Linked DNA regions of Homo sapiens: region 2 is linked to region 1. A link is a loop called in an ENCODE intact Hi-C map of the cell type or tissue named here. Cell type or tissue: Caco-2. All regions are shown on one strand. Each heading gives the region's core, and the rest is flanking DNA. Links, peaks and the distances in the headings are about the cores only.

The links. Hi-C counts contacts between places; a loop is a spot of excess contacts. Peaks named below come from ENCODE experiments on the same cell type or tissue, not always from the same donor. Only the 100,000 strongest peaks of a DNase experiment are listed, where the experiment ranks them.
Region 2: it touches region 1 in a loop (10-fold over the local background); 1 of 110 quality-filtered maps calls a loop at or near these places.

What each region holds. Positions count from the first base shown.
Region 1 is chr10:109,198,689-109,201,973 of GRCh38, reverse strand. No RefSeq gene overlaps it. Among named protein-coding and RNA genes, the nearest start is that of LINC02661, 490 kb to the right of the region's middle. In Caco-2, for the core only: no CTCF peak of the experiment used is centred there; a DNase peak (open chromatin) is centred at 2,073.
Region 2 is chr10:109,305,357-109,308,641 of GRCh38, reverse strand. No RefSeq gene overlaps it. Among named protein-coding and RNA genes, the nearest start is that of LINC02661, 600 kb to the right of the region's middle. In Caco-2, for the core only: no CTCF peak of the experiment used is centred there; a DNase peak (open chromatin) is centred at 1,331.

The DNA.
Region 1 (3,285 bases), core at 552-3,051:
GCAATGCCACTCTCAATCATTAACTCATTAATTCTTACAATAACGTGTGGGTTTTTTATCATGTCAATCATCATGCTGTTTGGAAATAGACAATATAATTAAAACAGAAACCCTTGGTTTTTTCTTTTAATTTAACTTTGATTTTAAGTTCAGGGATACATGTGCAGGTTTGTAACATAGGTAAACTTGTGTCATAGGGGCTTGTTGTATAGATTGTTTCATCACCCAGGTATTAAGCCTACTACTCATTAGTTATTTCTCCTGATCCTCTCCTTCCTCCCATCCTTCACCCTCAAATAGGCCCCAGTGTCTGCTGTTCCCCTCTATGCATTCTCGTCATTTAGCTCCCATTTATAAGTGAGAACATGCGGTATTTGGTTTTCTATTCCTGTGTTAATTTGCTAAGGATAATGGCCTCTGGCTTCCTTGATTTTAAGAAAACTTTCTTTTTTTAAACTTGTTTTTAAGACCCTTATTTTTAGAAAAAATCATGTAAGGCTCCTATACATAGTTGTGGGGAGAGAGGATAATACTGTTTTAATTTTTAAAAAACCTTATTAATTTTGGAACAGATAAGTACAGAAAAGAATTTTATATATGTCTCACCTATGCAGAGTTGAAAGAATTGGAGTCAATGGCAATGAATTTTTTTTCTATTTGATTTTGCTCCAAATTTGAGCAAGCTATCATCTTCTTTTGAGCAAACCAAGTGTCAACCTGGGTTGTAAATAAACTTGCAAGGTGGCATCTAAAGTTTTTCATTTGGCTTAAAACTCTTCATCCTTCCTTGGAGGTAAAGTTACAAAAAACCAGCAAGATCAAAATTCCTAGCTTTTCCAGGAAATGCCAAGTTAATGCCTGTTTAACCCACAAGTAGTCCAATTGGCATTCTCTTTTCTTAAGAGAGTTCCAATTTGGATGAATTGTATGATCACTCTATATATAACCAAGCAACAAACCTTCTTTCCACATTTGCCAACGATGCCAAAAATCCCCAAGTAATCATGCATGGTTCTCCAACATAGTCTAGGAGGAAATTTAACATCCTAACAAACTGTCTCTTTATGTGCTTGTTGTAGTTAGATTCTTTTGCCAAGGCAGACGTTTTCATATACTCTGAAGCCTACTTAACATGAGATTTCACTTTATTACTTTAGGATTCAGGGTGTGTTGATGGGACAGGGAGAAATAAAGTTCAATTGCATATTTCAATGAATTCCCATTTCTGGCACAGAAAGAATTGAACAGATCATGGTAGCTGAACATTATGTGGCTATAAAGAGCAAAGTGTCTGAAAACAACAGATTGGACCATTCTTGTTTTCTAGATTGCTAAGTATGGCTGCCTCTTTCTGGTATGGGAACCCTCATTTCTCATTTCTCCCCACAAGAGCTGGTGGAGCTGAGGCAGTAATTCCAACCATGAAGCAGGAGCTGTAAAGGCTGTTTCTTACGAGAACAGAAGAGTGCTTAAGAAAGAGGGCTTGAAATTATGTAGATCTGGGTTTGAATCCTGTGATGAGAAATAATTTGTAGGTAGTAGTTTGTACCACAATTTTCATTTTTTAAAATCTTAACTTTTTATTTATTTTTTTTTTACTTTTTTCTTTGCAAAGCAGGATAGACATGTACTTCAATTTTTTAAGCTCTGTGAAGTTGATAATAATTCCTTTCTTGGAGAGTTGTTTTAAGATTATGAACAGAGCGTCAAAGAGTGGCTGATACCTAGTAAGAGCTTAATGAATTGTATATTTAGGACTATTCTTCAGTTTGGAACTGTAACCCTCTGTCAGCCCATCCTTCCTCTTTGTTCTTCACTTTTGTTTTTGGTTTTAGCTGTGTTTGAACTATCTGTGGAAAAATTTCTTTGCTGTGTGAAGCTTCAAAGAAATATGGGGCCCTTTGAGAACACCTGTATTTACACTGTGTACCAGAGTGGACTGTCTTTTCTTTTTTTAAAATCCAGTGTCTCCTTCTAACTGCTCGGCAGAGCTTATTGAGCATTTTCAACTTTTTTTTGACTTTGTGATGTGTGCGCATGTGTGTGTAGACTTTCCATCCAGCGATCATTATTCAAATATTTGCCTCATGCAGACAAGCAGAACTACAGTTTTAGATATCTACAGCTCTCTGGTTTGTGTGTTCTTTGGCTTCTTGTCTGAAAAATGCCTCAGGCCTCCTGCTTATCCCCTTTTGTTTGAAACTGATGTAAGACTATACCTGTGATTATCACTATAGCCACCATACTAAATTTTACAGTGTTATTTTTCCTGCTTCATGAGCACTGGGAGGCTGAATTTAGAAACAGAAGCTACTTTGCTTGGGTAGAACTAGAGACCCTACAAACCTCTCCTGAAACCATGGCTTTATTTCAGAGAATTCCTGTACCTGGAAGTTGTCACCAAACGCTATAGGGAGTGACTGAGAAAGGAGGAAGCAAAATAATGAACCAGGCCAGAGGGCAACCCTTTTGGGTAAAGATACCAAATATGTGTGGTTTTGGGAAAAGGATGGTAAACAAAAATTGGTGAGAAAAAGAGCTCTCTGAGTACCCTCCTTTCTGGAAAAGATGCTAAAGGGCAGAGAGGAATGATTTAGAAAGAACAATCAGGTGAAGTTGAACATGTTGTGTTCAACAGTTTGGGGAATAGGTGATATATTGGAGTCCTCCTATAATACAATCTATTTTGGAGCAAAATTCAAGACAAGTATGTTTTTCTGGAATCCAAGGGTGATGGAGCTAGCATAGTGGCATATGGAGCACATAAACACTTGTGTTTATATCTTCTACTTCTGGGATCAGATTAGAGTTTCTATCCCCACACTTCTGCTTTCTGCCCATGTAATGTGTAGGCAAATCACTTAATCCCAGTGTGTCTTGATTTTCCATCTGTGAAATGAGGATCATAATATCTTCTACCTCATAGGATTTTGATAAAAGGAGATAATATATGGAAGTCATTTGATACGAAAGTACTTGGGTCATAGAGAGTTCTTAATTGTAGCTATTAACATTTTAAATGTTTCTGTCCCAAACACTGTGACAACACTTTACACGTATTAGCTTATTCCCCACAACACCTCAAAACAAGTATTACTACCCATCCTCTCCATTTAATAGAAAGAAAATGAAGACTTGAAGCTGTTCAATGATTTGTTCAAGGCCAGATATCCTGAATATAGAAGAGCTGAAATTACATCTCTTGTCTGTGTACCTCCAAGTCCTTTTTTAATGATGTCATACTGTATTCAAGACAAGATAAATAAATTGGTATTAGACTGATAA
Region 2 (3,285 bases), core at 262-2,761, 110 kb before region 1:
CTACCCCTGTAGAGACTGGCATCACAATCCTCTCATAGATGCTGGGCTAGGATAGTAATACTTGAGGGTATCCTTATTTTTTTTTTTTAATTTAAAAAGCTACTTTTTCCACGAAGTTGTTCTCTCAGTTACTGCTTCTATTTTTTTTCCTTCAAAATTCTCATACTTTTTTTCATTTTATGCCCTCACTGAGATCTATGAATCATAGCTGTTAGGAAAGGCCAAATATGTATTATATTGAAAAAAAGCATATCAATACTATCCAAGCCAGGAGAAAGGATGGAACAGGGGCTAAAAGAATAGGACATTGTGCAGGGGCCAGTTGGAGCCACAGCATGAAGAAGAGACTGGTTTCGTTTTTAACTAGAGTGGAGAAATTTGCTGTGACTCCTGGCGCATCACCATTTTTCCATTAAGAGTTATTACACCTCGGCAAGAGCAAGCAGTTCGGTAAGTGCTAAACACAAAGAGAGAAGAATTTAGCAGGTTAGCATGCACAGAGCTCCTACAGTATTAGGTGCTGGGCACTTTATACACATTAGAGCCAGTATGCAAACCCACACCTTTTTATTCACCAGACTGGTTTCCTCTGCACTTAACCCTGTGGGTTTTCAAAGTTCTCCTGATCTATAATAGCTAAGAAAATATTACACATGCCTAATAGTGCAATGGTGTAGATAATTGCATCCATGAGAGTTTCTCTTACACAGAGCACTGTATTGATTTAGAAGAAACATTTTGGTAAGTTCGTTGGTGTGTGGCCAAGCAACAAAAATGTTCATTAAATCGAGAAGCATGAGAAAATAAGAGACATATTTTACCCCATTTAAAAAGTTTAAACTAAAATGATTGATACATAATATTTCTACATATTTATGGGGTATATGTGATATTTTGTTAAATGCATAGACTATGTAATAATCAAGTAAGAGTATTTAAGTTATCTGTTACCTTGGGTATTTATTATTTCTATGTGTTGGTAACATTTCAAGTCCTGTCTTCTCCCTGGTTTGAAATACACAATACATTTTTTTTTAACTATAGTCACTGTACTCTGTATTAAACATTAGAACTTATTCCTTCTATCTAACTGTATGTTTGTACTGATTATGTAATGCCCAACCTTGTTTATTCCTTATTCACCTGGCCTTAGCTTCTCCCTTAGCTAAGAGAACCAGACAAACTCCATCTTGGCTCTTTCACTGGCAGCCCCTTCCTCAAGGACTTAACTTGTGCAAGCTGATTCCCAGCACATCCAAGAATGCAATTAACTGATAAGATACTGTGGCAAGCTATATCCACAGTCCCCAAGAATTCGTCTGATTGATAACGCCCAAAGCCCCGCATCTATCACCCTGTAATAGTCTTAAAGCCCCTGCACCTGGAACTGTTTACTTTCCTGTAACCATTTATCCTTTTAACTTTTTGACTACTTAACTTCTGTAAAATTGTTTTAACTAAACCCCCACTCCCCTTCCTAAACCAAGATATAAAAGTTAATCAAGCCCCTTCCTCGGGGCTGAGAGAATTTTGAGCGTTAGCCGTCTCTTGGTCACCGGCTAATAAAGGACTCTTAATTCATCTCAAAGTGTGGCGTTTTCTCTAACACTCCTGGGCACAACAATTAACCAAATTTCCTTATCCTCCTTCCCTCACCACTCTTTACAGCCTCTGGTATCTGAGGACTAAGCTCTTAATTTTTGTCTTGTTCAAATTCCTATCTAAGGGGTCTAGGGAGTCATGCACTACAAACCATAAATTCTCATCAGATGAGTCTTATTTGACCCTGCATATCATGACTTACTTTTCAGTCCGACTCTGGCATAACATTATGAGACAAGGAAAAAATATTTAAACTCAAAATGTATTTCCTTGCCGTACCTTGAAATTGCCCTGCATAGTCTCTTGTGGGAAAATTCACGTTGTATAGAAAATGCCCTTTCCCCTTTGTTTTCCTTCCTTTCTTTGCAGATTCAGTAGATAATCGACTAAGAGCCAGGTACCCTTTTCAGGTCTGATAAGAAACATTTTACAACCTGATCTCTCTCTCTGAAACCTGCTATCTGAGAGACTCCTCTGCACGGTAAAACTTGGTCTCCACAGCGCTTTACCTTGACTTAAACATTCCTTTCCATTTATCCTGGGTCTTCAGATAAACTCAACAAATTGTCAACCAGAAAATGTTTAAATTTACCTATCGCCTGGAAGCCCCCACTTTGAGTTGTTCTGCGTTTCTGAACCAACAATGTATTTCTTAAATGTATTTAAAAAAAATATATATATATATATATAACTAAGCTGTACCCCAACCACCTTGGGCACATGTTCTCAGGACCTCCTGAGGGCTGTGTCACAGGCCATGGTCACTCATATTTGGCTCAAAATAAATCTCTTCAAATATTTTACGGAGTTTGACTCTTTTCATAAACATATCTATTATTCTACCCTCTCATGAGATCAGCATTTTTTAGCTCCCAAATATAAGTGAGAACAATGCAATATTTGTCTTTCTGTGCCTGGCTTATTTCACTTAAATAATGACTTTCACTTCCAACTAGGTTGCTGCAAATGACAGATTTCAATCTTTTTTAAGGCCAAAATAGTATCCCATTGCGTGCCTATGCCATATTTTCTTTATCCATTCATCCATGATAGACAATTAGGTTGATTCCATATCTTTGTTAGTGTGAATAATGCTGCAATTAACATAGGGATGCAGGTATCCCTTTGATATTGATTTCTTTTCCTTTGGATTTAGAAAAGAAAAATAGCTCAGACCAGTCTGAACTATGTGCAGTATGTAGACATAGGTCATGTTCCCCAAACCTGCTCCCCCATATCCATGCCTGCGGATAATTGTTAAAGACATTTTGTTCCTCATTAGCTGTCTCACTCATTACCTTCATGTTCTTGGAATTTGTGATACAAAAAACAATGTATAGCCAATCAATATCTTATGTTATTTTAATGTAAATTCTTGGTAAACAACTTAGGAATTTCATCTTCTTTTCCTTTAAAAATCTACTTGTAACTGCTGCTAATTAGAGTGGCTGTACTAATTTACATTCTTAATAAAAATGTATGAGTTCCCTTTTCTCTGCATCCTTGTCTGCATCGGTTATTCTTGAATTTTTAATAATAACCATTCTAATTGGTGTAAGATGATATCTCATTGTGGTTTTGATTTGCATTTCCCTGATGATTAGTGATGTTGAGCATTTTTTTTTTCCACATACCTTTTGTTCTGGCCATTCGTATGTCTCCTTTTGAGAAATGTTTATTCAT